Regions from separate parts of the Homo sapiens genome. Here regions 1 and 3 are each linked to region 2. Evidence: read pairs that join two places in POLR2A ChIA-PET (ENCODE). Cell type or tissue: MCF 10A. All regions are shown on one strand. Links, peaks and the distances in the headings refer to the core of each region. The heading gives the core; the rest is flanking DNA. Region 1 overlaps TMX2 (thioredoxin related transmembrane protein 2). Region 2 holds the start of CLP1 (cleavage factor polyribonucleotide kinase subunit 1). Region 3 overlaps CTNND1 (catenin delta 1).

Region 1 (10,284 bases), core at 5,285-10,284, 67 kb before region 2:
TTCCAGAAAAACAAAAATTGGCTATTAACCCTAAGCATTTTTTAAAAATTCTATCAGAGTAAGAATATAAAACTTCCAGCATTTTGCATATTAGATAAGAGTATACAGGTAAATGAACTTTATAAAAGGTCTCCTATACTTATTAAAAATCTTTATTACTATCCACTTATATTTTGGGGTCCCATTTTCATTGAAGTGGCATCAAATATCAAATGAAAGATCCTCTGAAATAGCAAGGCTACATTTGAGCTAATTGATTATACAGTTTGGGAAAAAGAGGAAGCAGGAAAAGGAAAGAGGAAAAAAATAAGGGAGTGGGTTCTGGTAAAGGTAATGACTCATTTTGGGGGCTGGAAAAAGTACAAAAATTCTGGATGATGCGCCTTCATCTGAGCACAGATGTTGCTTATAGGCACAAAGGTAGCCTCCCCTCCACCTTCTAAAGTTTTGCTGAAAATGAGCTGACAAAAGGCAGATTGACATGAGAAAAGGAAAAATTTATCAACGCACACGGAAACACTAGTAAAAAGAAAAAGACACATGAATAAAGAGACAAAAACCACTTTTGGTCTCCTTTTCCTTTCCAAATTTAAGATTAATGGGAAAAGAACATTTGTATGATTAGTCTTAGGTGTAGCAACTTTGATATGTTTTTGGTATGAATATTCACATTGTCTGATTCTTTTTCTCCCCAAAATAGTCTTTTTCTCTTGTTATATCTTCCTGTGTTATTTTGTCATAGAGTAGGGTACCATAAAGTACAACATCAGAATAAAGCCCCTGTAAGCCTATTGGTCAAGCTGGCCCTCCAGACTGGTGGGTGAGTTTTAAAATTCTTATCAGAATGACATACAAATTGTGCTGTGGGTCCCCAAAATAAAAACCAGATGAGGTTTCCTTCTCATCTTATGTCCTTGGAAGCTCGACTTGTGACCAAGTGGGAGCTTCTTGGTCTCCACCACTTGGAGGCCTTATTTTTGGGTGAAGTCCAGTGGCCAGTGTTGACGAAAAGAGTCAAACTCTGTAAAATATTTTAAGAGATTTATTCTGAGGCAAGTATGAGTGACCATGGCCTGTGACACAGCCCTCTGGAGGTCCTGAGAATATGTGCCCAAGGTGCTCTACAGCTTGATTTTATATATTTTAGGGAAGCATAAGACATCAAATACATTGATTTAATTTTTTTGGTCTCAAAAAAAAAAAAAAAAAAAAAAAAGGCTGGGTGCGGTGTCTCACCCTTGCAATCCCAGCACTTTGGGAGGCTGAGGCGGGCAGATCACCTGATGTCAGGAGTTCAAGACCAGCCTGGCCAACATGGCAAAACTCCGTCTCTACTAAAAATACAAAAATTAGCTGGGTGCAGTGGCGCATGCTTGTAATCCCAGCTACTCGGGAAGCTGAGGCAGGAGAATCGCTTGAACCAGGGAGGCAGATGTTGCAGTGAGTGGAAATTGCACCACTCCACTCCAGCCTGAGCGAGAGTGAAACTGGATCTCAAAAAAAAAAAAAAAAAAAAAAAAAAAACAAAAAACAAAAAACGGAAAGAGTGGCACTTTTAAGATATCAATCTGAAGAATGTTAAAGGAAACACATTACAGAATTTAAAAATTTATTGAATTAAAAATAACTCAATATTTGTAATAAAATCTTGTTTTAACTAAGTTTTGTGTTAGTGCATTTTTTAAATATTAAAGACTAATCTCTAGAAAGATATGATTTTCTTTAATCATAGCCAACCGAATTATACAACCCCTTTAAAAATTCCTTCTTACTAACCGTATTATGACTTACATAGATCATTCACAATGGTTAGGCTGTTTTACCCTAAATGTCTCTCTCTCTCAAGCAACCCAGTTATTTTATTTGAGGGCAAAAATTCACTCTACAAGGTTCTTGGTTTTTTGTTTTTCTTTGAGACGCAGTTTCACTCGTTGCCCAGGCTGGAGTGCAATGGTACGATCTCGGCTCACTGCAACCTCCGCCTCCTGGGTTCAAGCGATTCTCCTGTGTCAGCCTCCCGAGTAGTTGGGATTACAGGCGCCCACCACCAATGCCTGGCTAATTTTTGTATTTTTAGTAGAGACGGAGTTTTGCCATGTTGGCCAGGCTGATCTTGAACTCCTGACCTCAGATGATCTGCCCGCCTCGGCCTCCCAAAGTGCTGGGATTACAGGCATGAGCCACCATGCCTGGCCTTTTTTTTTTTTTTTTTTTTTTTTTTTTAAAGACAGTTTCACTCTTGTTGCCCAGCCTGGAGTGCAATGGTGTGATCTCGGCTCACTGCAACCTCCACCTCCCAGGTTCAAGCGATTCTCCTGCCTCAGCCTCCCAAGTACCTGGGATTATAGGCGCCCACCACCATGGCTGGCTAATTTTTGTATTTTTAGTAGAGAAGGGGTTTCACCATGTTGGCCAGGCTGGTCTCGAACTCCTGACATCAGGTGATCCACCCACCTCGGCCTCCCAAAGTTACTGGGATTACAGGCGTGAGGCACCATGGCCACCACATGCATATATATATATATAATTATTTTTTTTTGTGGGGGGAAACGGAGTCTTGCTCTGTTGCCCAGGCTGGAGTGCAGTGGTGTGATCCTGGCTCACCACAACCTCCATCTCCCGGGTTCAAGCGATACTCCTGCCTCAGTCTTAGTAGCTGGGACTACAGTGCATGCCACCATGCCTGGCTAATTTTTGTATTTTTAGTAGAGACGGGGTTTCACCATGTTGGCCAGGCTGGTCTCAAACTCTTGACCTTGTGATCCAACCTGTCTCGGCCTCCCAAAAGTGCTGGGATTACAGGCGTGAGCCACTGCGCCCTACCCGCTTTTATATATTTTTAAGCCAATTAATTAGAGCTCTTTATATATTTTCAGTAGTGAAAATATTGTATACACACACATAAATATATAGACTTATTAGGTATGCCGATAGAAGCACATGGCATAGACTCATAACAACCTCCTTTTTGTTCCGTTTTTTAAAAATCCTACCCTAGGCAGCTGTCAGCTAAACAGCCTTAAATTTGCATATTAAAGGCAACTCAGGTGAAAATCAGATAGCAAAATTTACATCATAAGGTAAGAAGAGAAAGTCTGGTGTGCTAGAGGGAAATTAAAAGGGTTTCAATTGCCAATTGAACGTAAAATTATATAAGTCTATTATAAAGGCCTTTAAATACACACACACACAGTTCCCATAGCTATTAATTCAATACTTTTGCCATGAGACAAATACAACTTCACCGACTTGCAAAAAAACAGAGAACAGTGGTTTTTATCTCAGTCGAAAAGTAACAGCCGATCTAAAGCAGGCAGAAAAAAAAACAGAACCTAGAACTCTATAGTTTTCAGTTTGACCTTAGGACTCTTTTTTCTTAATGCAAATGTGCACAAAGACCATATTACTTCCATTTTATATCAATTCTGGCAAGTAGAGGTGCCATAAAACCTATGAAGGACCCGAAAAGGGGACATTCTCCTCATTTTCTCCTTAGTCTTAGATTTGTTTCTCGCCTTTTTTTTTTCTCCTTAGAGGAGCTGAGCTGTAGCCTAGGGTTCTTGTGTGGTGGATTGATGTGTGGTGGATTGATGCGTGCTGCTTGCAGGCAGGACTCCACAGTGTCACCACTGAGTCGTTTCTGCCCTCTTAAGTGTCTCTCTCCAGAGGTCTGTGACCTCTGAGAGGGCTCAAAACGCTGGGTGATCAGCCCTCATGTGTGTTTCCTGGATGAGCCATTTTTTAAATTAATTGTTTTTGGGGATTAATCCCTAAAGGGATTTCCCTTTAGGGCCGCTGTACGTCTTGGGGGTCAACCCCTGGACACTCCCACAAAGCCCCCAGTCACCCAGGGGCACCTTTCAGCTGGGAAGAGCAAACACCCTTTCTCTTCAGAGCTGAAAAACTCAGTCTCTATGAAAGCAACAGTTCAGTTCCTCACACAAATGGACACAGATGAACCGAATCAAGATAAATTTTAGGAGAAAAAGCAATAGAGAATTCCCTTCAGAATGCATACCCAAACTACAATCAGGATCCTTAAACAACAACTTCCTAGCAAAAAACCAGCTCAGAAAAAATCAAGAACCATCAGCCCTTGAAGGGAGGTCCGGGGCTCAGGACGACTTAACAGTTCCACCGAAGGAGAAGCTCGAACTCAGTGGGGCTTCAATGGGCCCCTGCTGGTACCTTACCTCCAGTCTCGGGCAACTCCTTTGGGGTTCTGAGTCTTCTCTGAGGCCAACGTTGGGAGCCATATTACTGTTGCCAAAAAGAGTCAAACTCACAGTGAAACCCCATCTCTACTAAAAATATAAAAAATTAGCCAGGCATGGTGGCGGGCGCCTGTAGTCCCAGCTACTCGGGAGGCTGAGGCAGGAGAATGGCGTGAACCCGGAAGGCGGAGCTTGCAGTGAGCCGAGATGGCGCCACTGCACTCCAGCCTGGGCGACACAGCGAGACTCCGTCTCAAAAAAAAAAAGAGTGAAACTCTGTAAAATATTTTCAGAGATTTATTCTGAGCCAAATATGAGTGACCATGGCCCATGACACAGCCCTCAGGAGGTCCTGAGAACATGTGCCCAAGGTGGTCTGGGTAGAGCTTAATATTTTAGAGAGGCATGAGACATCAATCAAATACATTTAAGAAATACATTGGTTTCGTTCAGAAAGGCAGGACAACTCAAAGCGGGGCTGTAGGTAAATTTAAACATTTTCTGGCAGACAATTGGTTGAGTTTGTCTAAAGACCTGGGATTCACAGAAAGGAATGTTCAGGTTATGATAAAGGATTGAGGAGGCCAAGTTTTATTGTGCAGAGGAAGCTCTCAGCGGACTTCAGAGAGAGCAGGTTGTAAATCGTTTCTTATTGGACTTAAAAGGGTGCCTAGCTCTTAGTTGATTATTTCCTGGATCTGAGAAGGAAGGAAAACAAAGGGGAGAGGGGATTCTCTACAGAATGTGGATTTTTCCCAGAAGAGACTTTGTAGGGCAATTTCAAGGTATGGGAAGGAAACAGATTTTGGGGTAAAACATTTTTAGTTTCTTCCTTGTTATGCCAGAGTCAGATAGGAAAGTAAGTCACAATAGATATCCAGGGTTAAATAAAACCCATCTGATGAGAATTTATGGTTTTTAGGGCATGATTACCCAGACCCCTTAGAAAGGAATTTGGGCAAGATAAAAAAAATCATAGCTTAGTCCTCAGTCCCCTCTCTTGGCCAAAAAGCATTCCATAGAATGTATGTGTAGACCAACAAACACCAGCAGGTCCCAACGTGCTAGGAAACCTCATTCCTAGAGTTGTCTGATTTGGCTATCTGGCAGGGTCCCACAGGACTAGGAAGGCTTGTTTCTAGAGTCCTTTGATTTGATGGTAATAGTTTTAAATATTAGCGATTTGGATAATGGGGGGAGGACATGGTCTGACCTGATGTAATAGCCAATTGTTTAAGGGGTGAAATGGAGTCAGGCTTAGTCTAAAAAAAAATCCCGGATCAGATCTATTTTCTGAGCTATTATGATCCGGGTCTTTAACTGTGCCTTTGCCTTTTGCTGTATCTGGCATAATATTTACAAGAAATGCCTAATGCTAATATAATAACAAATATCATAAAGACAGTGAAGATTTGGGCACTCAGGGTTATAGGTAGAATCTGAGGGCAGTAAACAACCCAATCAGCCAGGAAAAACCCTGCATGCATCATCTATTCTTTGAATAGACTTACAGTGTGTTTGTACTCCTTAATAAGGGTTATTTGAACCCTGTGATAAATCTTATTTGAAAATTGTGATACCAACATTAAATTAGAATGTAATAAATTTAATCTCTCTTTCCGCCAATTTATCTCCATAGGTATAGCATCCTGAGGGAGGATATAAATTAAATGGGAGAAATGCCTGGTCCTTGGTGTTTAAATTGTTACAGACTTATTAAAAGTAGAAACCTATTTTTCCCACAACTTTTGTATTGCACCATATACTGGTATTTGGGAGAAAAGGTTTTGTCACAGGAGAAGTCATATAATTCTACAGTGTTTTTTCCTTGGCAGGACTCCCTATGGCTGAGGGCCTTAAGAGTCAAAAGACTTATAGTCAATTGTTTTAGGCCATATAGGAATGGATGTGGACAGGCATTCATTACTTCTTAAAATTATTAAGTAAAAAAAAAAGCCAACAATAAACCCAAAAAACAAAGTTACAAGACTGACTTGTTTTTTTTTTAATCTTATCTTTTATGGAGATGGAGTCTGGCTCTGTCGCCCAGGCCAGAGTGCAGTGGCGTGATCTCGGCTCACTGCAACCTCCGCCTCCCGGGTTCAAGCAATTCTCCTACCTCAGCCTCCTGAGTAGCTGGGACTACAGGCGCATGCCACCACGCCTGGCTGATTTTTTGTATTTTAGTAGAGATGGGGTTTCACCATGTTGCCCAGGGTGGTCTCGAACTCCTGACCTCAGGAAATCCGCCCACCCCAGCCTACCAAAGTGCTAGGATTACAGGAGTGAACCACCACGCCCGGCAGACTGACTTATTTTTAACTTTTATGTGGAGCTACTGTAAGCTTGGTTTCTGTTACAGACTTATAGCAATTAGCTATACAAAACATAAGCATCATTCTGAGAAATAATTTAAAATATGTATATATACATATCTGTATCTGTAGATATATTTATCTTCACGACTTATAATTTGGAGTATTATACCCAGGAGGCTTTGTTCCATGGTACTTTATAATGTTAGTAAATATTTTTCCTTAATTTTATAGTAAGCAGAAAATTTTTATGGTTGGGGTGGATGCAGAAGTAACACATAATAGTTTAGAAGGCAACCAATTTTGTTTTACCAGCTGTTTGGGCATTTTTAGTACCCCCTTCTTGATTTGGAGGGTTTAATCTTGACCTTTTTTTTTTCTTCGAGATAAGAGTCTCACTCTGTCGCCCAGGCTGGAGTGCAGTGGCACAATCTCAGTTCACTGCAACCTCCACCTCCTGGGTTCAAGCGATTCTCCTGCCTCAGCCTCCCAAGTAGCTGGGATTACAGGTATGTGCCACCACACCTGGCTAATTTTTGTATTTTTAGTAGAGACAGGGTTTCATTCTGTTAGCCAGGCTGGTCTCAAACTCCTGACCACAAGTGATCCACCCGCCTCGGTCTCCCAAAGTGGTGGGATTACAAGCGTGAGCCACCTCGACCAGCCAATCTTGACCTAATTTTATCCCTCAAAACCAGCCCTTATAACCTCATGTGCCCTGGCCCAAAGGGAGGCAGCTTGTATAGTTTTAGCAGCAGAGCATTAGCAGTGAAACAGATCCAGGGTCAGTGGGATACCAAATGAGGGAGATTCATGTTTCTAGTCTTCAGAATACCATGATTTCGGTTTCCTTGGAAGTAAAACAGGGAGAGATAAATAATGGCTTAATCTGCACTTAAAAAGTCAGGGCTTAGTTTTTGCCATCAGCCCCGATAAATGCTCCACACAAAAGGCTATGCAATGGAGGATTTACATGAGCAGATTTACATCTTCAGTTTTACAGTACTAGAAAGGGGAAAACATCCCCCAATTAGATGTAGAACCCATTTTCTTTTCTTTTCTTTCTTTTTTTTTTTTTTTTTGAGACACAGTCTCACTCTGTTGCCCAGGCTGGAGTGCAGTGGCACGATCTTGGCTCACTGCAACCTCTGCCACCCGAGTTCAAAGTGATTCTCCTGCCCCAGCCTCCCGAGTAGCTGGGATTACAGGCGCCTGCCACCGCACCCAGCTAATTTTTGTATTTTTAGTAGAGACACGGTTTCACCACCTTGGCCAGGCTAATCTTGAACTCTTGACCTTGTGATCCACCCGCCTCAGCCTCCCAAAGTGCTGGGATTACAGGTGTGAGCCACCATGCCCAGCCTTATAGTACCCATTTTCATAAGACATTTAGGTAAAAGGGGTTACAACTACCTTAGATAAAGCTTGTTTAAACATCTTACATTTTACAGTTCTATTAACCTGTATGTTTTTATGTTCTGGTCCCAGGAAGCCTTTTTTTTTTTTTTTAATCCCCAGACCATTTTACCTTTTCTGGTACAAAGGGTTTGCGTTCCCAGCATGGGGTTGCATCTGTAAGACCTATGAGGGACAGGATATTTGGTAAGGCTTCTTAAACAGACCTATGATTCTGTAGGAGGGCACCCATGTAAAACGGGCCCTCTTAACCTCCAAATTTACCATGACCTGGGTAATAGACATATTTGGTGGGAGGATATCCCAGTTATCATAAAGCTAGTGCAACATGGCTTGTATATGAAACATACTAACTGCTTCATCTGGGGTACTTCACTTGGTATTTTAAAGGGAGAGTTGGGCAGTTCCCTTCTCAGGGCAAAGAGACCTTATAATGGCATTATCTGGCCCACTAGGCTGATTGCTTTTTCAAGAATAAACCCCCTTTGCGTTTGGATCATATATACTCAGTGACTGTTCAGTAATGAGTTCTGGGTCCTGCATTAATTCAAACAAGCTCTTAAATTCTGTAGCATTTAAAATTAAGAATTTTGTCCTTAAAGCAGTTATTTTCACAATCCACTAAAGTTTTTTTTAAAAAAAGAAGCTGAATGATACCAATCTACAAAATGGAACAATTCCTTTACATTACACCCTTTGGTTTTAAATAGTTACTTGGTTTTGCCCTTCCCCTATATTGACTATTTTCTTGGTAACCATAGGGCTCAGAGTTTTGTTGCCCTGGCTTGTTTTGTTTTCCTTTTTAAAAAAAAAAAATCCATTTAGTTTTATCTGTATAATTTTCTTCATTATAAAGCAACTCTTAGCTTATTATTATTATTATTATTATTATTATTATTTTTGAGACAGAGTCTTGCTCTGTCACCCAGGCTGGAGTGCAGTGGTGTGATCACAGCTCAATGCAACCTCCGCCTGCTGGGTTCAAGCAATTCTCCCATCTCAGCCTCCCGAGTAGCTGGGATTACAGGCACTCGCCACCATGCCCGGCTAATTTTTGTATTTTTTTTAGTAGGACAGGGTTTCACCATGTTGGCCAGGCTGGTCTCGAACTCCTGACCTTGTGATCCGCCTGCCTCAGTCTCCCAAAGTGCTGGGATTACAGGCGTGAGCCACTTAGTTTCTTTCTTTCTTTTTTTTTTTTTGCGATGAATTTTTTTTTTTGAGACGGAGTTTTGCTCTTGTTGCCCAGGCTGGAGTGCAATGGCACAATCCCGGCTCACTGCAACCTCCGCCTCCCGGGTTCAAGCAATTCTCCCGTCTCAGCCTCCCAAGTAGCTGGGATTACAGGTGCATACCACCATACCCAGCTAATTTTTTTTGTATTGTTAGTAGAGATGGGGTTTCATCACATTGGTCAGGCTGGTCTCGAACTCCTGACCTCAGGTGATCCATCCGCCCTGGCCTCCCAAAGTGCTGGGATTACAGGCGTGAGCCACTGTACCCAGCCCAAGCCACTTAGTTTCTTAACAAAAAAGAAACTTACATTTTTTTGAGAGTTGACATCCGTGTGTTTATTTATTTATTTATTTTCTTTGAGACGGAGTCTTGCTCTATCCTCCAGGGTGGAGTGCATTGGCACAATCTCAGCTCACTGCAACCTCTGCTTTCCGGGTTCAAGGGATTCTCCTGCCTCAGCCTCCCAAGTAGCTGTGATTACAGGAACACGCCACCACGCCCAGCTAATTTTGTATTTTTGTACAGATGGGGTTTTGCCACGTTGACCAGGCTGGTCCCGAACTCCTGAGTTCAGGTGATCCACCCGTCTCAGCCTCCCAAAGTGCTGGGATTATAGGCTTGTGCCACTGCACCCCAGCCAATAAAATTTTAATAAAAGCATATTTTATGTTTCTACTATCTTAACTTCTAGTAACCCAAATTTCCAGTGGGGGAAAAAAAAACTTGAGGGTTTAAACATGACTTTAAGATTTTTAAATCACTGGAGAGTTTTACCAAGGTTATGTAAATTAAAAGGCATCTGAGCTAGCTTTTACCAATGTGATAAGCACTTACATTTTTTAAATTACTTGATTAGAGCTCTTTCATGTAGTTTGGCAGTAAAGTATCACTTCTATATGACACATATAAAGATACAGATATAACAGGCATGCAGAATAAAAGCCATGTTCAAAAGATACTTTATTTGCCTGTTTTCAAAAACAATTTTTCTCCCTTACTTTAGATAATTAGTAAAAGTTACAGGACACAACAAAAGGTGAAGGAGAGAGCCATCTTTCAAGGCCTTTTCAAAAGAGAAAGAGGGCCGGGTGCAGTGACTCACA
Region 2 (10,711 bases), core at 1,904-6,903:
TTCTATGATATGGCAAAAATATTTATTAAAATGATTTTTTTTAAGTTTGAACTTTATTGGAAGGAGTCCCTCTAATTCACACTTTCATCCTAGATAAATGGGTAAGAACCACATATGGAATATAAAGCATTGATTTTTTAAAAACCACATAGTAGCACAGTGAAAGAAATGCAATTCTCCAGGGTCTTAGAGAATTCAAAGTGGCATCTTAGGTGGTCTAAGAAACCAATTACAGTCTCATGGTTTTCCTTTTGGTTCAAGATTAGAAGAGTCAGGTTACCACTACCTGTTTTTAGAGGTAGAATATGAACTTTCTACTAGTCCACAGTTTACTGGTCAGGTGGCCCCAACAGTCTTTTATCTCAGCCCATCTGCCTCTAGGGGTGGCCAGATGATCTCTATGTCCCAGGCAGCAAGGCTTCCTGCTGATCTCTACTTCAGATCCATGAACCGGATATCCATGATGAGAAGGAAGTTCTTAGGCAGTGGGCGAGGGGCTGGAGACAGAACAGTAAACACCTGATGCTCCAGGTCCACACTGGTCACCACAATGAAGCCAGCTACACTTGTCTCGGACAGGTTCTCCTCTGTACCCTCGGCAGTGCTAACACTCAGTAGGTGGTGCACCATATCTCGCCCAGGAGTGACAGGTACTAGCTTGAGCTGATTATCCTCTTGAGACATGCCCAAAGGTAAACAGGAGTCTGGGATGGTGGGTGCCCCAACTTTGTAGATTTTCACATCTGAAAATTTGACATTGAAGGCATGGGGATAGAAACAGCCTCGGAATCCATAAAAATACTCACGGATACGCTCATCCCTACATTCCCGCCGGAAGTCCTTGGAGCGCTCCACCACACCCCCAGATTTAGGGAGCAGCACAGTGCGTACAAAGTGGGGGAGGTCCCGTTTCAGTTCATTGTACAGTCGTTCTTGATCCAGAACAACAACGACATCCACCTCAAAAGCTGAGGCTGCATGCACCAGAGCCTGGTAACCAGAGCCCTTGACCCAGCCACAGGTGTTAATGACACAGCCACTCACAGATGCCCTTCGGTTCACCTCACACCTTTGGTTGAACACATCTGCTAAACGAGATGTAATCTGCAAAAGAGAGGATCAAGGTAAGAACAAAAACACCCAGACAAACCCATGGCTACTTTGTTCCTCTTTAGAATAAGTGCTATTAGATATAAGAAAAATGATTTTTTTTTTGAAATGGAGTCTCACTCTGTTGCCCAGGATGGAGTGCAGTGGCACGATCTCAGCTCACTGCAACCTCCACCTCCCGCGTTCAAGTGATTCTCCTGCCTCAGTCTCTGAACAGCTGGGATTACAGGCACCAGCCACCACGCCCAGCTACTTTTTGTATTTTTAGTAGAGACAAGGTTTCACCATGTTGGCCAGGCTGCTCTCCAACTCCTGACCTCAGGTGATCCACCCGTCTCAGCCTCCCAAGTTGTGGGATTACAGGCATGAGCCACTGTACCCAGCCTGAAAAAATGACATTTTTAATGGCTGTAGTTTTGATACCATAACATGGATTTAATTTTTATGTTGCTGCTTCTGCCTCCTGTTTTATGCCCTAAGTGAAAATCTAACAAATTACTAAGAATAGATCCACAGAAATGTTTAACAATCTGAGACTGACATATTTGGAATTGCCTTTCTAAAGTAATGCAGCAGAAATACCAGCTGAGAAAATGCAGTGTTAACTAGTAAACTTCTCCAGTTTCCTACCCTGATAGCAGCCCTTCCCTCCACCCCACCTTTCTCTGGCTCTGACCTTATTATAAAGCTTGATGTTAGTGCCAGGAGTGGTGGAACCAAAATGATACACCAGAGGGGCCTGGATAGAGAAACCCTCTTCGACATCTGCAGGCCGCTCGATGTAGAGGGCCCCCATGGTACCAGGGATGGACACAGAACCCTGGCCCACATCCAGCTCCACATAAGTGGGACGGCGGCCCAAACGCACTGCGTAGTTGAGCAGAAGGCGACACACTGTAGACTTGCCCACATCAGTGGGGCCCACTACCATCACTCGGGGACCTCGCTCTTCTTCCTTTTCCGCTTGCCTCCGCATCTGTTCCAAGGCTGTGTGAGTGTTGAGGTAAAGCAACATAGGAGTGTCCTTGGAGACATAAGCCACCTCAGTGCGGCCGCTCAGTTGCACAGAACAGCCATGCCAAGTGAAAACAGCCACCTTGGCACCAGCATCAAAGGTGAATTTCTTGTTTCGGGTCAGCTCTGTGCCAAAGATCTCTGCCATGCCAGTCAACAACTCCAACTGAACTGACTGAGATGCCTCCACCTCAAAGCGAAGTTCTGTTTCTCGCTCTAGTTCAAATTTAGTGGTTGGCTTCTTGTCATCATTAGCCTCTTCTCCCATCTCTTCTGTGTAGCTGCTGTGCCTAGAACACAAATTAAATATCAGATCTAATTATAAGTCAGTCTTCTGTTACAAAAACATCCAATGGGGCCAGGCATGGTGGCTCACGCCTGTAATCCCAGCACTTTGGGAAGCCGAGGTGGCTGGATCACTTGAGGTCAGGAGTTCAAGACTAGCCTGGCCAACATGGTGAAACCCTGTCTCTACTAAACATACAAAAAAAAAATTAGCCGGGCATGGTGGAGGGTGCCTGTAATCCCAGCTCTTTGGGAGGCCAAGGCAGGAGAATCGCTTGAACCCAGGTGGCAGAGGCTGCAGTGACCCGAGATTGTGCCACTGCATGCTAGCCTGGGCAACAGAGCAAGACTCCATCTCAAAAAAAAAAAAAAAAATCATCCAATGGGCCAGGCACAGTGGCTTAGGCCTGTAATTTCAGCACTTTGGGGCGCTGAGTTGGGCAGATCCCCTGAGCTCAGAAGTACAAGACCAGCCTGGGCAACATGGTGAAACCCCGTCTGTAGAAAAAATGCAAATATTGGCCAGGCCTGGTGGCTCACGCCTGTAATCCCAGCACTTTGGGAGGCCAAGGTGGGTGGATCACCTGAGGTCAGGAGTTCAAGACCAGCTTGGCCAACATGGTGAAATCTCAGTATTTACTAAAAAATACAAAAATTAGCCAGGCATAATGGTGGGCGCCTGTAGTCCCAGCTACTCAGGAGACTGAGTCAGGAGAATCGCTTGAACCCAGGAGGTGGAGGTTGCAGGGTTGCAGTGAGGCGAGATCATGCCACTGTACTCCCGCCTGGGTGACAGACCAAGGCTCTGTCTCAAAAAAAAATAAAATAAAATAAACAAATAAATAAATAAATAATAAAAACATACAATGAATGTTTCCCCTTACCTTGCTTTAATTCTCTCCATATTTCTTATCACCATCGGTCTCACTATATATTGTGTCTTCCCCGCCTCCTCCACCCCAAAATGTAAGACTTAGGCATTTTTGTTTGATACTATATACTGCTTAGAATACAGCTTGACAGACTGTAGGCACCTCAATACATTGAGTGAATTAATGTCTCAGACATCAGAGAAAAACCATACCTACAGACTGACAGAAGATTTAATTATATCACCCTCCATCACTCTATTGGTAAACTCCAAACTTGAGAAGGTAACAGATGCCCTGACCCCAATCATCCTAGTCAACAGGAAAGGGCGTCTGAAATACGGATGCAAAGCAGAGCACACCGGGTCTGAACTCAGAAAACAGCCTAATCCTCGTCTCTGTAACTACTAGTAGTGTCTTTAGACAATCACTTAACTTCTCTGAACCTTTGAAGCTGTCGACTGGAAGCACTTACACTTCCTCAAATACAGTGTTGTTCTTGGGGTTTACAGGAATTGTGGGAGGAAAAAAAAGCACTTCGTAAACTAGAAAACGGCAAGGAAACGATATGAATTATTTCTGATCCTGGACTGCAGCTCTAGCTCCAGCATTTGTCCCAACCTTCCCAGACACCAAAATCTCCCCAAGACACCAAAATCTCCCCAGACACCAAAATGTCCCCAGACCCCAAGGAGGTGACAGTTGTGTTCCTGCCCTTTTTTTAACTCACCTGCGCAGCCAGGAGCCCAACAGGTAAACTCAGAAGGTCCTCCCGTGCAGAATTTAAACCAAACTACAAGCGGTTCTTGCCCGGACCCACGCCGGAAACAAACGCAGTTCCGCACTTGCGCTGTGAAAGGACACGCGGTCGCGCGCTGCCCTTTGGGATGTGTAGTTTGCCGGAGCAGCCGAGAGCGGGTGCACTCGCTAAGCCGCTCGGCCTTCTGGGAGTTGTAGTCAAAGGATTGTTTTGAACGTGACGCCAAAGGTGGGAGGGGCGGCTGTTGTCATTATTCGTGCAGCCGGAGGGAGGGGTGAGGAGGCGTGGCGGTTGCGCCCCCGCGCTGGGCAGGGACAGGTCGAGGGACCAGGCTTCGGCAGTGCGCGTCCGCGGCGGGAATCTCGCCCCAGATTTCCTGCTCCCCTGCAGCCCAGGAAACAGAAGGGAGGCCCGGGAGAAAGAGAGACTCACTGTCTCGGTCTAGGTCCCGCGACGGCCTGCTTGCCTGGACAAGCCACGAAGCACAAAATCCTTTTTAGGCAGGGGGAAACCCAGGGATAGAGAAAGCGGAGGAAGACAGCCTGACAGAGGTTTCACCAAGCTGTCATCTCCCACCTGACACAGTGCTTGGCACATGGAAGGCATTTCAAATTTTTTTTCTTTAATAAAAGAATAAAAATCCGATGATTTCTTCCAGCTACAAGTCAGTCATTACCCAACAACCTCTCTCCCACTAAACGAGGATTTTTGTTAGGCACTCATTTCCCTCCATAAATCCCTGACAGTTACAGGTCAGTCATTTGCCCCGCAGCCAACAGGTTCCACCACGTCTATAATCCTCTTTTTACTACCTTGGGCTTTGGAATCTTATATTATTTGCTATACTGCTTACATTACTGTGTGACTTTGAGCAAATCACAGGCTTCATCTCTCTGAGATCGTTTTTTTTTTTCTTTTTGTTTTTGAGACAGGGTCTCACTCTCTCGCCCAGGTTGGAGTACAGTGCCGCGAACATGGCTCACTGCAGCCTCGACCTCCTGGGCTCAAGCGTGATATCGTTTTTTGTCTGCAAAGTTGGGATAATAACAGTGCCCAACCTCCTAAAGTTGTTTTGACGATTGCAGGAATGTGCCTGTAAAGTACTAAGTACAATGCCTGTAATATAGAAAAAAATCTGATATCAGCTTTTACGTTTTTATTATAGGCTGGGGCGGAAGGGGCTATAATATCATTCATTCGTGCAATACTTAACATTTTTCAGATCCCTTTCAGGCATCTTCTTTCACAGCCACCCTGTAAAGACAGCTTTATTATATCCAATTTCAGATGGGGGAGGAGACTCAGATAGGTGCAGAGGTTTGCCCAAACATTAACAGCCATTGGTAGAGCTAGGACTCAAACCCAGAGTTTCTGAGTCCGGTTATAATAATAGTAAACATTTAGGCCAGGCGCGGTGGCTCACGCCTGCAGTCTCAGCACTTTGGGAGGCCGAGACGGGCGGATCACCTGAGGTCAGGAGTTCGAGACCAGCCTGACCAACATGGTGAAACCCCATCTATACTAAAAATACAAAAATTAGCTAGGCGTGGTGGCGGGCGCCTGTAATCCCGGCTACTTGGGAGGCTGAGGCAGGAGAATCGCTTGAACCGGGGAGGCGGAGGTTGCAGTGAACTGAGATCACGCCACTGCACACCAGCCTAGGCAACAGAGTGAGACTCTGTCTCACAAAAAAAATCACATTTAAGGCAGGGCGTGGTGGCTCACGCCTGTAATCCCAGCACTTTGGGAGGCCGAGGTGGGTGGATCACGAGGTCAGGAGATCGAGACCATCCTGGCTAACATAGTGAAACCCCGTCTCGACTAAAAATACAAAAAAATTAGCTGGGCGTGGTGGCAGGCGCCTGTAGTCCCAGCTACTAGGGAGGCTGAGGCAGGAGAATGGCCTGACCCCGGGAGGCGGAGCTTGCAGTGAGCTGAGATCCTGCCACTGCACTCCAGCCTGGGCGACAGCGCGAGACTCTGTCTCAAAAAAACAAAAACAAAAAACAAAAAACCACATTTATATACTGTTATATGCCAGATACTGGTCTATGGACTTTTCAGGTGTAAATTCATTTAATCGTAGCCAGAATCCTATGCAGTAGGTACTATAATTGTCATCTCCACTTTACAGGTGAGTACTTTTTTCAGTCCGGCTCACGTAGTTAATTCATATTGAGGAGACTGGGAAGATTTTCTGGTTCGCCAGAAAGATTTTCTCCTGCTGGCCCTACTTAGCAGCACTCCCCAAGCAGTGCCATCCTCACTTATCACTTCTGAGTTTTTCTTTGATGGTTTGCTTTAATTATTTCATTCATTGAACATATATGCATTAGCTTTTTTTTTTTTTTTTTTTTTTTTGAGATGAGGTTTTGCTCTGTTGCCCAGGCTGGAGTGAAGTGGTGCAATTTCAGCTCACTGCAACCTCTGCCTCCTGGGTTCAAGTGATTCTCCTGCCTCAGCCTCCCAAGTAGCTTGGATTACAGGCGTGTGTCACCACGCCCAGGTAATTTTTGTATTTTTAGTAGAGATGGGGTTTTCACCATGTTGGTCAGGCTGACCTCAAACTTCTGACCTCAAGTGATCTGCCCATCTCCGCCTCCCAAAGTGCTGAGAACACAGGCGTGAGCCACCACGCCCGGCCTATGCATTAGTTTTTCAATTAACTATTGTGTGTCCCCTAATCTTCCACTCTTCTTTAAAAATTCAGTTCCAGTCTTCCATTTGCAAATTTTCTCCCTGAGTGGGCTTATCCTCGCCTTTTTCCATGCAATCTATCTCCGAGATCTGTATCTTCGCCTCTACTATCTCCCTTGAGGCAGTTTCTCCCAGTTACCTGAAAGTTGTTTTTATTTGGATATTGTATAACCATCTCAAGCTGAACTTAGGGAAAAGAACCCCTCCTTTCCTTTAGGCTGCTCTCCATTTTGCCTCTAAAATACAGAAAGAGTCAGGACACAACATTTAAAGCATCTGTGCTTGACTACACTCTCTTCTCTCACTTTTTTTTTTTTTTTTTTTTTTTTTAGATGGAGTCTTACTCTGTCTCCCAGACTGGATTGCAGTGGTGCGATCTCAGCTCACTGCAACCTCCATCTCCCGGGTTCAAGCGGTTCTCCTGCCTCAGCCTCCCGAGTAGCTGGGATTACAGGTTTCCACTGCCACACCCAGCTAATTTTTCTATTTTTAGCAGAGACAGGGTTTCACCATGTTGGTCAGGCTGGTCTCGAACTCCTAACCTCAGGTGATCCACCTGCCTCGGTCTCCCAAAATGTCGGGATTACAGGCGTGAGCCACGGCGCCCAGCTCTTTTCTCAGTTTTAATCTTTCACCAAGCACTCCTGCCATCTCCACCCCACCTCCAAACAATACCGTCATCATATGTTCTTTTTCTCCTCTCCAGCTAGATCCTTGATCATTTTCTTTTTGCTTCCAAACTTTCTTTCTTTCTTTCTTTCTCTCTCTCTCTTTCTTTCTTTTTCTTGAGACATAGTTTCGTTCTTGTTGCCCAGGCTGGAGTGAAGTGGCGCAATCTCGGCTCACTGCAGCCTGCGCCTTCCGGGTTCAAGCAATTCTCCCGCCTCAGCCTCCCAAGTAGCTGAGATTACAGGCGCCCGCTGCCATGCCCAGCTAATTTTTGTATGTTTAGTAGAGAAGGAGTTTTGTCATGTTAGCCAGGATGGTCTTGAACCCCTGACCTCAGGGTCATCTGCCCGCCTCAGCCTCCCAAAGTGCTGGGATTACAGGTGTCCGGCCTGCTTCCAAACTTTGAATCCGAGCTGGGCCCAGTGACTCACGCCTGTAATCCCAGCACCTTGGGAGGCCAGGGTGGGTGGATCACTTGAGATCAGGAGTTCGAGACCGGCATGACCAACATGGTGAAATCCCGTCTCTACGAAAAATACAAAAATTAGCCAGGCATGGTGGCACATGCCTGTAATCCCAGCTACTCAGGAAGCTGAGGTGGGAGAATCACTTGAACCCGGGAGCCGGAGGTTGCAGTGATTCTCGATCATGGCATTGCACTCCAGCCTGGGAAACAGAGCGAGATTCCATTTCAAAGAACAAACAAACAAACAAACAAAACAAAAGAACTTTCGATCCATGCCTTGAAAACTAATCATTTGCCTTTTCCCACTTCTCATTGTTCTCCTCAACAATTGCTTTTCAAAATCTTTTTTTTTCTTTTTTTTTTAAATTTTATTATTATTATACTTTAAGTTTTAGGGTACATGTGGTGCACAACGTGCAGGTTTGTTACATATGTATACATGTGCCATATTGGTGTACTGCACCCATTAACTCGTCATTTAGCATTAGGTATATCTCCTAATGCTATCCCTCTCCCCTCCCCCCACCCCTCAACAGGCCCCAGTGCGTGATGTTCCCCTTCCTGTGTCCATGTGTTCTACTTTTATCTCCCCTCTCTTCTGCTGCCCAAACAAAAGCACTTCTCTCTTCTTTCTTTACCTAGCTTTTTCTCTCAATTCCAAATCTCTAGTACTATCCCTCAAGACACCCACATTGTCTTTTCAGAATTTACTTTAAACCCCAGAATCTTCCCTGATTAAATATTTAGAATCCCTTTTTATTTTCATGCTCAACTAGCAATGTCTCCCATTACCCACATTTCTCTGCCTTAACTTTTTTTTCCCTCTTTACGTGTGAGAAGAAAAACAAACCACCCCCAAGCACTGCTTTCTAGAAGTCCCTATCTTTGTCGTACTTCATTTGCTAAATGCTAGACTCTGTTAGAAATCAGGGTTTTTGTCTTAGGGGATATGTTCTGTGTTCACATACTTTAGTAACATGCACAGGACAGCACCCCATGAGAAATGAATTCTGAGTCAAATGAAATTTAACTGGAAGCTGCTAGAAAAATAGCAACAAAAGATGTAATGTCTTCATAAGACAAAAATTTGGCATGTGTCTCTTGAGATATCAGAATTTAATAATAAATCCTCCCTGGGTTTTGGGGGTCATACATTGAGAATGCTGTTTTGGTTTCACTTTTGTTTTTTTGGTTTTGTTTTTTTTTTTGAGACGGAGTCTCTCTTTGTTGCCCAGGCTAGAGTGCAGTGGTCCCATCTTGGCTCACTGCAACCTCCGCCTCCTGGGTTCAAGCGATTCTTCTGCCTCAGCCTCCCAAGTAGCTGTGATTACAGGCATACGCCATCACACCTGGCTAATTTTTTGTATTTTTAGTAGAGAGGGGGGTTTCACCACGTTGTCCAGGCTGGTCTCGAACTCCCAACCTCAGGTGATTCGCCTACCTCGGCCTCCCAAAGTGCTGGGATTACAAGGTGTGAGCCACCTCACCCAGCCAAGAATGCTTTTTTTTTTTTTGAAACAGAGTCTCGCTCTGTCACCAGGCTGGCGCGATCGGCTCACTGCAACCTCTGTGAGTACAGTGGCGCCATCTCAGCTTACCGCAACCTCTGACTTCCTGTTCAAGCGATTCTCCTGCCTCAGGCTCTCGAGTAGCTGGGATTACAGGCACGTGCCACCATGTCCAGCTAATTTTTGTTATTTATTAGGGATGGGGATTTCACCATGTTGGCCAGGATGGTCTCGATCTCCTGACCTTGTGATCTGCCTGCCTCGGCCTCCCAAAGTGCTGGGATTACAGGCGTGAACCACCGCACCTGGCGAGAATGTTGTTTTGAAATGACACTACTGTTTACTGCCTATCATGTGCCAGGCATTTTTCAGGCATTTAAATGTTATCTCACTTTATTCTGCATCTCCATGAGCTAATAATAATAAATATTATTAGCTTCATTTAGCAGAAGAGTAAGACTAAGGCACAAAGATTATCAGTAATTTGCCTAGTGGTTCCTGCCAAGTAATTGGCAGAGCTAAGAGTCTAATTCAGTCTCTTTGAGACCAAAGCCAGACACTTGGTTCATGTCTGAAGATGCAACTCAACTGCTCTATTAATCAGAGTTCTCTAGCGGGATAGAACTAATAGGATAGATGTATATATAAATCAGAGTTATTACGGAATATTGACTCAGATGATCACCAGATGAGGTCCCACAGTAGGCTGCCTGCAAGCTGAGGGGCAAGGAAGCCAGTCCGAATCCCAAAGTTGAAGACCTTGGAGTTCAATATTCGAGGGCAGGAAGCGTCCAGCATGGGAGAAAGACGTAGGCTCAGAGGCTAAACCAGTCTGGTCTTTCCACGTTCTTCTGTCTGCTTTTATTCTGGCCTAGCTGACAGTTGATTACATTGTGCCCATCCAGATTGAGGTGGGTCTGCCTTTCCTAGTCCATTGACTCAAATGTTAATCGCCTTTGGCAATACCCTCACAGACACACCCAGGAACAATACTTTGCATCTTTCAATCCAATCTAGTTGACAATATTAACCATCACCAGTCCACCCCTTGTCAACTTGAACCCATACACGTCTCCTGAAATCATACATGATCTTCAAATAAAGACAATAATAAGGTCATAATTACGCTTAACATAATACAGCTATCCTTTGTACAACCGGAAACGCACCAATCCCCAACCCAAATGCTATTACATAGAGTTAACAACACTTAAGTGCTGATATCAAGTCAGTAAGTCTTATGTCACATGATAAAGGCAAAAGAAAGGAAATAAAATGAAGATATTTTCTTAATACAAGTGTATATATGCACAAACATGTTCCTAACAAAAGG
Region 3 (10,711 bases), core at 3,854-8,853, 150 kb before region 2:
GTTTATTTCATTAGAAAAGTCTTTTTTCATTTTAATCATGTATTTTTTGAGACAGGGTCTTGCTCTGTTGCCCAGGCTGGAATGCAGTAGCACAATCACAGCTCACTGCAGCCTTGACCACCTGGGCTCAAGTGATCTCCCTGCCTCAGCCTCCCAAAGTAATTGGGACTACAGGAATGTGCCACCATGCCTGGCTAATTTTTTTGTACAGACATGGTCTCATTATGTTGCTCAGGCTGGTCTCAAACTCCTGGGCTCAAATGATCCTCCTGCCTCAGTCTCCCAAAGTACTGAGATTATAAGCATGAGACACTACACTCAGCCTAGAAAAGTCTTTTCAGTATTGGGAAGTTACCAGGCTCACAGTGGCAAATAAAAGTTTTTCAAAACTACAATTTCCACTTGAAAGCTCAGGCAGCAAACACTGTGTTATTTTCCTCAAAGCAACAAGCTTATCGCATTCGTTTTTGAGAAAATGTCTGCCAAATGCGCACATCTGAATAATCCCTTTGTCTACCACACATTTTTTTCCAAGTAAAAACAGTGTTCCATTAAACAAAGTGGCTAGTGTGGCTGAGCGCCGGATGTAATCCTAACACTTGGCCAAGGCAGGAGGATCGCTTGACCCCAGGAGTTCAAGACCAGCCTGGGTAACATAGGGAGACCCCATCTCAAAATAAATAAATAAACAATTAAAAAGTGGCTAGTCTAACTAGTAACTGAAACAATAACACAAGTACATTTCCTTAAGACAACCATCATGCTTTAATATGCTATTTCATCAGCACAGAATATTAAAAAGATGTATACTCAAGGGTAGAAAAACAATAAAAGTGATTTTTTTTTTCTTTTGATACGGAGTCTCAACTCTGTCGCCCTGGCTGGAATGCAGTGGTGCAATCTCGGCTCACTGCAACCTCCGCCTCCTGGGTTCAAGCGATTCTCCTGCCTCAGCCTCCTGAGTAGCTGGGAATACAGGCGTCTGCCACCACACCCAGCTAATTTTTGTATTTTTAGTAGAGACGGGGTTTCACCATGTTGGCCAGGCTGATCTTGAACTCCTGACCTCAGGTGATCTGCCCGCCTCAGCCTCCCAAAGTGCTAGGATTACAGGCATGAGCTACCACACCTGGCCTGATGTTTTTTCTTCTCCAGTTAAGTGAAAATGGCTCTCTGCTTTTACCTATGTGAGTGGCAATGAAGACTACAATGACTCATTCAGCTTTATGTCACTGCCCTGGTTTGTGCTAAGCCACCAGCAAGAAGCATCACTGCTTTCTGTGCCATCAGTACAAATTGTAACAATCTTGGGACTCTCAGACCACACTTTAAGAACCAATAATCAAGGAAAAAGCCAAGTGTGATTAAGATAATAATGGTCACAATATACACTTTATGTGAAAAAGAAAAAATTTACAAAACAAAATATATAATTCATCTCAGAGGAAAAATGTGTTTACTCACATGATAAAAATGTTTTAAAAGATACAAGTGGTTTTCTCTGGATAAAAGAAACAAGTGATTTTTTGTTATTTTTCTGATTGTTTATATTTTGTAATTTTAAAATAGTAACTATTACAATATTAAGTATTAAATGGAAATTTAAAAGGAGAAAAAATAGACAAAACAGACTAGAGTTCACTTTCCAGTGTTTTAAGTTCACAAGCAATGATAAAGGAATCACATTCAGGCTAATTACCTGTTTTGTTTTGATTTCTAATGCTTAAGACCTACCCATTTCTGCGTTAGGATCCTGGAGTGGAAAATTATTCCCCTCCCACAAAAGGCTAGCTAATTCAGAAATAATATATATCCTATTTCTTAGTAAGCCACCTAGAACAGCAAGAGTGGCTAAAAGGAGAGGGTGTGCCTTCTGGATACTGCACCTGATTTTTGGTTCCGGTCAATGAGAGGGAGAGTACTATCATCATATGAATGACTGCTCTGGCTTCGGGAAGCATTGTTTAGATTCACCTAGAGGCAAACACAAATGCGACAATGTGACAGAATACTGAATTCACCCTATCTTATGCTCTAATGGGCATAAACCTCTAGGTTCCTATTCCCAAATAGAATCATGAAAAAGCAACTTATAAGAGTTGAATAAATACCCTAGACAGTGAGACAAACTAGGATATTATGGCTTCTATTTGTGTTCCAGAACAGGAGATTACAAAGGATCCAAATATTGACACTATCAGAAGAAAATACAGTTTCAGAGAATAGTAAAAATTCCCTCAAAGGGCTACGGTAGATTTGGGCAAAAGTCAAAAAGGCCATCATCCTTCATCATCACCTGCACCTAAAGTATGTTATGACATAGAGGGATACCTGAGCTGTGTCGGCAACAAATGAATTGTAGACACATCATCCTTTTGAGGAGTAAACCAAATCTTTTTTTTTTTCTTTTTTTTTTGAGACAGGGTTTAGCTATGTTGCCCAGGCTGGAGTGCAGCAGTGTGATGTCGGCTCACTGCAACCTCTACCTCCTGGGCTCAAGCAATCCTCCCACCTCAGCCTCCTGAGTTGCTCGGACTACTGGCAAACAACACCACGCCTGGCTACTTTTATTTTTATTTTTGGTAGAGATGGGTTTCGCCATGTTTCCCAGGCTGGTCTCACACTCCTAGGCTCAGGCAATCCACCTGCCTCAGCCTCCCAAAGTGTTGGAATTACAGGTGTGAGCCACCACACCTGGCCAAATAATTCCTAATTAAGAAATATGGGTCAAAAATAGATTTAACATGAGGCCAGGTGTGATGGCTCATGCCTGTAATCCTAGCACTTTGGGAGGCCGAGGCAGGTTGCCTAAGCTCAGAGTTCAAGATTAACCTGGCCAACATGGTGAAACCTCATCTCTGCTAAAAATATAAAAAATTAGCTGGGCATGGTGGCATGTGCCTGTAGTCCCAGCTACTGGGGAGGCTGAGGCACAAGAATCACTTGAACCCGGGAGGCAGAGGTTGCAGTGAGCCGAGATTGCGCCACTTCACTCTAGCCTGGGCAACAGAGTGAGACTCTGTCTCCGAAAAAGAAAAAAAAAATAGGTTTAGCATGATGGTGAAATGGAAGAAACGAAAGAAAACAGAAGCATTATCCTGGGACCAAGAAAAAAAAAGTAAAAGTCTTGGTCTCAAAAGTTACTATACCTGAAAGTCTGATTTCTTCCATCCTTCTTTTTCCAGTGGCTTCCGCAGTTCCTTATATCCCCAGATTGTCTGTAATACAAGTGCTGCTGCTCGAACTTCTTTTTCTGAGCGGTTCCTTTGGAGGAAAGTAACACCATACGGAATTTGGATATAAAATCAGGAAAAAAGCTTAGACCCTATATCCTCTAATAACATAAGAATATAAATGCCAGGGGCAGGGCACAGTGGCTCCTGCCTGTAATCCCAGCACTTTGGGAGGCTGAGGCAGGTGGATCACCTGAGGTCAGGAGATGGAGACCATCTTGGCTAACACGGTGAAACCCCATCTCCACTAAAAGTACAAAAAATTAGCTGGGCATGGTGGCACGCACCTGTAGTCCCAGCTACTCAGGAGGCTGAGCCAGGAGAATCACTTGAACCCGGGAGGTGGAGGTTGCAGAGACTGCGCCACTGCACTCCAGCCTGGGTGACAGAGCGAGACTCTGCCTCAAACAAACAAAAAAGAATATAAATGCCAAAATGGGTTAAATCAAATTTTTACCAAATCCTGTATTCTATCCCAAATAGCGACACAAGAAAAGTTTGACATGAATCTATTATCAATTTATGGATCAACATTAAGACAGATAATAGAGCAATAGCTCTTCACACATTACACGTAAATAAGGGGAAATTTCCTTTCTTAGTAACCAAAAGAGGAAAACAACTCTCCACTCACTCAAATTCTTTTGACTGTAATTTTAGGTGGTAAGCTCACCCTGATTTGTTGATCAACACCAGCTTCTCAATACCCTGTGTCTCTCGAAGCTTTTTGGCAGCCTCCAAGTTCTCAGCGATAACCTCGTTGATAGTGTTCAAAATAGAGATGACAGTGTCCTCAGAGAAATTCCAAGAGGAGTTCTGCTGTCCTCCTGGCAGATTCTTTACCAAGTTAGGAATAGCATGTTTACCTAGTAAGAAAGAATGTATGCAGGGAGAAAAGATCAAGTCAGGTCATGAAGAGCCTTACATTATACTTAACTGCATTAATCATATCAAGTGTAGGTGCTGTCCACATGAATCAACTTCATTATCCTATAGGATTATCATATCAAAAGGGCTAAGGACCTGAAATAGCCATGGATTTACTGTCCTACCTATTCCTTTATTTCTTTTCTACTTCAACCACATTGAAAGTGTAAATACTGTATATTAAATAAGCTACACAGTCCTTTCAGATACTCTAATGAAAATATCTTGAATATTATAATAATTTAATAGAAGAGTTATTATGAATTTAAAATATAAATAAATAACTGGGTTCTGCTACTAACTAGCTACATTAACTCTGGGCAATTTACTTAACTTCCATGAGTTATTTCCTTATCCTATTTAAAAAAATGGACCTTTGTAAAGTGGTGAGGATTAAATGGAAACACAGAAGTGTTTAACAACGCTTAGTAACAAAGTAAGTGCTCAATAAATAATAGCAATTATTATTTTATTTTTGAAGAGTTGTCACTTGTTTTCTTTCCAAGAACCATTAAACTAAAACCCTTACCAACTCTCGCATTCATAAACTATGAAGCGGGGGAGGGTCCTTCCCTTCAGTCATTTCAATAAATTCAATAAATTATTAGGCACCTGCTGGACTACAAACACTGTACTAAATTTTGAGGTAACAGTTAGCATTCAACTCCTCACCAATTAATTCTTTGTTGCGAGCATCCACAGCCAGGTTTCTCAGTGCTCCAGATGCAGCTTTCACCACCCGTTCATGTTCATTAGTCAGGAGGTCAGCTATGGCAGAAAGAGCCTTCTCTTGACGCAGAGCAGAGCGGATGTATCGACCATACTAGAATAGCAAATAGAAAGGGGTGGAACAAATTACAAATGGCAGCAAACTAGTTATCTAAGTTTTCCCATCTCCAAATCCCTTTTCTAAAAGGTACCGTCCAGCGCCCAGCACACAAGTTCTGGATAGCTCCAGCTGAGGCTTCTAGGATGGCAGGAGTCTTGCTCTCCTTAAGAAGTGAGATGTATATCCGAACCACCTCTGGCTGAAATAAGAGCTCATAGCCTGCACAAAAGAGAAATAGAAGCAGAGGGTGCTAATCAGTACCAATAAACCAGGCTCTAGCTGGCTGGAGTCCAGCCTTAGTACTCTCAGTTGATGGATTTATGCTTCTATACCATCAGGTTCCCTAAACTCTCTCACACTCTCTACAGCAAACTTAGAGGCCAAATTCCATGTCTTAAGAATAATGAATCCATGGTAAGAGTAGAACAAATATCAACTCATTATACTCAACTCCTCTCTTTCCTTCCTTCTTGCCTCCTCTCCCATAGCTTTGCCTTTGGTTCTACCATGAGCGCTCAGGGGCTCCATTTAGCTCATTGACAGCACTCAAGGTTAAAAATTCCTCATCTCAAATCAATTATTTCTAACTTAACCCAGTCATTCTTCCCACCTCTGCGATTACTACAAGGGTCCATTATAGATTAAACGTTTACAATTTTTATATCCATGGAGAGCTGTGAACTTTGGACTCACTGTATTGATGAATATAAAGATCCAAATTTCTTTTAGTAAAGTACAAAAAGTATCTTTTCTTTTTTTTTTTTTTTTTTTTTTTTTTGAGACGGAGTTTCTATCTGTCGCCCAGGCTGGAGTGCAGTGGCGCGATCTTGGCTCACTGCAACCTCCGCTTCCCAGATTCAAGCAATTCTCCTGCCTCAGCCTCCAGAGTAGCTGGGATTACAGGCACCCACCATCATGCCCAGCTAATTTTTGCATTTTTAGTAGAGACAGGGTTTCACCATGTTGGCCAGGCTGGTCTCAAACTCCTGATCTCAGGTGATCTGCCCGCCTCGGCCTCCCAAAGTGCTGGGATTGCAGGCATGAGCCACTGTGCCCAGCCTAAAAAGTATCTTTCTTGGTAAAGAAGCCTCTTTTAATAGTGAGGTTTAAGTCTCAGGCACTACAGTGGCCATTTATGGTTCCTAAATTTCTGCTCTATACTACCATCAGGACCTTATTCTATCCTCAAGTAACCTGAATAACTGCCTTAACAAGCAGTCCTTTTTAAGTTACTGCTATAATACTATGCAGCTTCCCAATACTTTCACAATCATTTCAAATCTGTAAGTTGGAAAAGAGAGGACAATAAACGTATTACATAAAGTCTGCTGTTAGGTTACTAAATATCTTATCTTTGTACTATGTTTATGAGACCTTTGGAGACTGAGAAGATAACTTACCTCGAGCTGGACTCGTTCTTTTAGGGAAATCCACTGTATCGTTTGCTGGATCCTCTATAGGTTTTTTCCCTACAAAAATGAAAAAGGGCGGGAAAAGGGGTAAGCCAGTTTAAAAAAGAAAAGATTCCACCTGGCACATTTTTCATCCTTCAGTCAGAACCTTTTGATCACAGATGCACCACGAGGGGAAAAGGGGCAGGTGAGGGCAACTTGTTCCAGCAGGGGACTATTCAGAAACAAGGATAGAAAACAGGCAGCAGATAGGTAAGATGAGGATGACCACTGTTGATGCTATTGTCCTGAGTTCTGATAATGGGGACTGCTGCCCAGAAACAGCATGCCGTGAGCTATTAGCTCCAAAGAGCTAAACTTGTTTCAGTGTCTTCCTCAACTGAACTTTCCTACATGCATAGACAGGGAAAGGTTAGGCAAGGACATACTAGGGAAGCTAAAATCAAAACATGCAAATTAGAAGTAGATAAGCACCTTAAAAGACTCCACTCACCTCTGGAGAACCACTCATCTTCCAGTGCATCACCCAAGGTAGAAAGCAGAGAAGAGAAATGAAATAAGAAAAATGCAGGAGAAAGATGTCAGCAGAATCATGGGCAAATAAGCAGGGAAGCACAGAGAAGAAAAGAAAAACACAGAAAATGCAAAGGACGTATGGGGAAGAAGGTCCCAGATTAGTTGAGTTCTCATTTTCCACTGCCCCACTCATTGATACCACCACCACCACCACCACCACCACCACCAACACATCACAACCACCATCCCATCACCACACCTTGAATGAAGCACACAACACAGGGAAAGCAGCAAACCAAAAAGACATCCATAACCAGGCAGACTCCCATACTGTTGCCAAGTATTTTGTACCTTAAGCTAAAGTGTTCCTTCCTTTCCCTATCCCACATTAAAGACTAAGAAACAGGAACCAAGACTCACCTTTGCCCTTCTTGGCCCCAAAGCAACTGGCAGCATGTGGCCCAGTATTGTTGGCAACATTGGGAGCTGCCTCTTGGTAACGCTCTGCCTGTGGGATCTCCCGGTGAACTTGATATGATAAGTTCCGAAGAAGGCAAACACAGTTCTCTACAAGCTTAGGGACATAAAAGGGCCAATGAGAAAAAAGAATGTCTATTGTGATTTCTCCACAAGTACAGGTTTCCATGACTCAGGTATTAAAATGTTGATCTTCAAATGCATAACCCAATCCATAACTTCTCAGGATGCCTCTTAAGTGCTCCAGGCTTCTTGAAATCCCGGTAGCCTCAGGCTAATGGAAGGTCCAACTATGGACTTATTGGCTTCTGCCACTATTTGGTGTGTGACTGAAATTGGATCATCATTCTTACTACTTAGACAATGTACAATTTTGGAAGACAGCTAAGCAGCTTTAAAATACATAGGTGACAGATTTAAAAAAAAAAGAAAAAAAAGCCGGGCACAGTGGCTCACACCTGTAATCCCAGCACTTTGGGAGGCCGAGGCGGGTGGATCACCTGAGGTCGGGAGTTCAAAACCAGCCTGACCAACCTGGTGAAACCCTGTCTCTACTAAAACACAAAAATTAGCCGGGCATGGTGGCAGGTGCCTGTAATCCCAGCTACTCAGGAGATGAGGCAGAGAATTGCTTGAACCCAGGAGGGAGAGGTCGCAATGAGCCGAGATCACGGGACTGTACTCCAGCCTGGGACAGAGCCAGACTCCATCTCAAAAAAACAAACAAACAAACAAAAAACATGTTTTAAGTTGAATACCCACTTTAAGGAGTAAGGGCTTGGCTGGGCACAGTGGCTCACGCCTGTAATCCCAATGCTTTGGGAGGCTGAGGCAGGGGGATCACGTGAGGTCAAGAGTTTGAGACCAGCCAGGCCAACATGGTGAAACCCCGTCTCTACTAAAAATACAAAAATTAGCTGGGTGTGGTGGCACACGCCTGTAATCCCATCTACTTGGGAGGCTGAGGCATGAGAATCGCTTGAACCCAGGAAGCAGAAGTTGCAGTGAGCTGAGATCACATCACTGCACCCCAGGCTGGGCAACAGAGCAAGACTCTGTCTCAAAAATAAGGGGTAGGGGACAGTATAAATATTTAATGTTACTTGAAAGCCTGAGATGATAGGTCTCTGACCTACAGATACTTCATAGTTGTGGTGAATGAAATTCACTCAGCCATTAAAGGTAAGACAGCACTTACCTTGCTGTCTGAATCCTTCTGCCCAATCTCAGCCTGAACAATGAAAATGAGGGCATCAACTAAACCATCACATTCCCGAAGTTTCCGGCGAGCTTCACTCCTCTCTGAGCTTACATTCCTGAGGGGAAACCAGAAGCTTCAAGATGACTCAAATCCAGAAATCCTCCCTTAAATATCCCTCAACACCTACAAGATTCCTGAATATGTTTTTCTACTCACTGTAATAGTAAATACCTATTATAAGCAAGGTACTGCAGTTGAGAGAAAGTTGATTAACAGTCCCTGCCTTCTGAATGTTTATATCACTGTGGGGTAGGGATTAATGATATGTACCAGATGCAGTAATTCAAGATGGAATATATACTTCTCGTATGGAAGTATATAATACATATGTAGAATGGAACACAGCACACAGAGGTGTATTCCAAAGAGAGAAAGATTATATAGCAGCATTTATAGGATATAAAAAGAATTCAGGAAAACTTTAATAAAATAAAGGCACTTGAGTTTAACCACAAAAAGATAAATAAGAAGAGAAAGGCATCACAGAAAGAACAGACCTTCCTCACCCATGCCCTAACCTCCTAGTACTCTGTACCCCTTTTGCTGAATTTATCACAGCCTGACTTGAAATACAAATAACTAGGGCAAGGACATAGACACACACAAGTCCAGGACTAGACCACCTTACATGTGGTAGATGCTGAACAAAAGCTTACCAAAGTAGATGAACAAAGTCAAAGAGGCATAAAAGTGAAGAGGATGTGTGGGGAACAGCAAGAAAACTGATATAGGTACATGTGGTATACATGAGAGAATAGCAACAAAGATAGAAAGGTTGGAGTTACAGTATGCAATACAGATAGGAATGGAGGCTAAAGAATAGGCTAAAGAATTTTAATTTTTTTTTTTTTTTAGGAAATTTAAGTCAGTCCTCAAAAATTCATCTTCATATTCTCAAAGTCCCTACTGTTACCTAAGGCAGCCAGCTGTGTTGGTGAGCACCGATTCCCACTCAATGTGGCGTGGCTTACAGTCTTCATTAGGTTCCCGCTCCCAACCAGAATGAGGAATGATCACTTCATCTGTCAAGGCATGCAGTGCATGGTCCACAATCTCCATTTTGATTGAGTCATGGGATGAAAGATTCCACAGGGTTCCTGGAAGAGACAATTCATCAGATGGCTCTTGAGCATTCAAGACAATATGTCTGAAGAACGTCAAAGAGAATCCCCCTATCGTATCACTTCTCAGTCTTCCCCAGTGACCAAATACCTTATAGTAATATTCAAGCTTTGTTTGCGACCCTCACCAAGAAACATATTCTACATTATAGCTCAAAATAAACATACAGATCATGAAACAAACAATGTTTAACTATAAGCAACGCTCAGGCTGGGTGTGGTGGCTCACGCCTGTAATCCCAGCAATTTGGGAGGCCAAGGCGGGCGGATCACAAGGTTGGGAGATCAAGACCATCCTGGCTAACACTAAAAATACAAAAAATTAGCCGGGCGTGGTGGCGGGCACCTGTAGTCCCAGCTACTTGGGAGGCTGAGGCAGGAGAATGGCGTGAACCCATGAGGCGGAGCTTGCGGTGAGCTGAGATTGTGCCACTGCACTCCAGCCTGGGTGACAGAGCGAGACTCCATCTCAAAAAAAACAAACAAAACTATAAGCAATGCTCAATGCTCTCCGATCTGTCTATACCAGAGTTTTTCAACCTCAGCACCACTGACATTTTCGGCCAGATGATTCTTTGTTATGAGGAGCTGTCTTGTCTATTGTTGGATGTTTACCAGTACCCCTGGCCTTTACTCACTAGATGCCAGTAGCACTCCCTCTCCCCTGTTCCAAGTTATAACAACCAAAAATATCTCCAACACTGCAAATGTCCAAATGTCCTCAGGGCAGGGCAGGCAAAATGGCCCACAACTGAGAAACAATGGTCTATACTACTTTTTCTTTATTCCTTTCCCTTGGAATGCTGATTATGCTCCACAAAATTTTGTTTTATTCACTAACGGATCACACAAATAGATCACAACCCACAATCTGAAAAACTACTGCTCTAAATAAAGCAAGAACCACAAGCTTAAATGTCTATATGGGTCAAGCC

What was found. ChIA-PET counts read pairs that join two places held together with the same protein. Peaks named below come from ENCODE experiments on the same cell type or tissue, not always from the same donor. Only the 100,000 strongest peaks of a DNase experiment are listed, where the experiment ranks them.
Region 1: POLR2A ChIA-PET joins it to region 2 with 6 read pairs; 19 of 35 experiments call an interaction of 5 or more read pairs at or near these places.
Region 3: POLR2A ChIA-PET joins it to region 2 with 5 read pairs; 10 of 35 experiments call an interaction of 5 or more read pairs at or near these places.

What each region holds. Positions count from the first base shown.
Region 1 is chr11:57,722,366-57,732,649 of GRCh38, reverse strand. All of the region lies in intron 1 of TMX2 (thioredoxin related transmembrane protein 2), which reads right to left. The region is part of intron 1 of TMX2-CTNND1 (TMX2-CTNND1 readthrough (NMD candidate)); the gene reads right to left. Among named protein-coding and RNA genes, the nearest start is that of SELENOH, 14 kb to the left of the region's middle. RefSeq lists enhancers at 6,662-7,161, 7,162-7,663. In MCF 10A, for the core only: no CTCF peak of the experiment used is centred there; no DNase peak of the experiment used is centred there.
Region 2 is chr11:57,651,158-57,661,868 of GRCh38, reverse strand. It overlaps CLP1 (cleavage factor polyribonucleotide kinase subunit 1), which reads right to left and starts at 4,107. Exons shown (of 3, transcript NM_006831.3): 1 at 4,009-4,107; 2 at 1,787-2,414; 3 at 4-1,104. The coding sequence starts at 2,392. The coding sequence ends at 433. MIR130AHG (MIR130A host gene) reads right to left here. Exons shown (of 2, transcript NR_186232.1): 2 at 8,968-10,711. RefSeq lists an enhancer at 4,464-4,633. In MCF 10A, for the core only: no CTCF peak of the experiment used is centred there; a DNase peak (open chromatin) is centred at 4,248.
Region 3 is chr11:57,802,662-57,813,372 of GRCh38, reverse strand. It overlaps CTNND1 (catenin delta 1), which reads right to left. Exons shown (of 21, transcript NM_001085458.2): 8 at 9,569-9,752; 9 at 8,593-8,710; 10 at 7,338-7,491; 11 at 6,895-6,912; 12 at 6,390-6,458; 13 at 5,081-5,208; 14 at 4,833-4,983; 15 at 3,907-4,099; 16 at 3,150-3,264; 17 at 1,887-1,974. It overlaps TMX2-CTNND1 (TMX2-CTNND1 readthrough (NMD candidate)), which reads right to left. Exons shown (of 21, transcript NR_037646.1): 9 at 9,569-9,752; 10 at 8,593-8,710; 11 at 7,338-7,491; 12 at 6,895-6,912; 13 at 6,390-6,458; 14 at 5,081-5,208; 15 at 4,833-4,983; 16 at 3,907-4,099; 17 at 3,150-3,264; 18 at 1,887-1,974. Among named protein-coding and RNA genes, the nearest start is that of CTNND1, 46 kb to the right of the region's middle. In MCF 10A, for the core only: no CTCF peak of the experiment used is centred there; no DNase peak of the experiment used is centred there.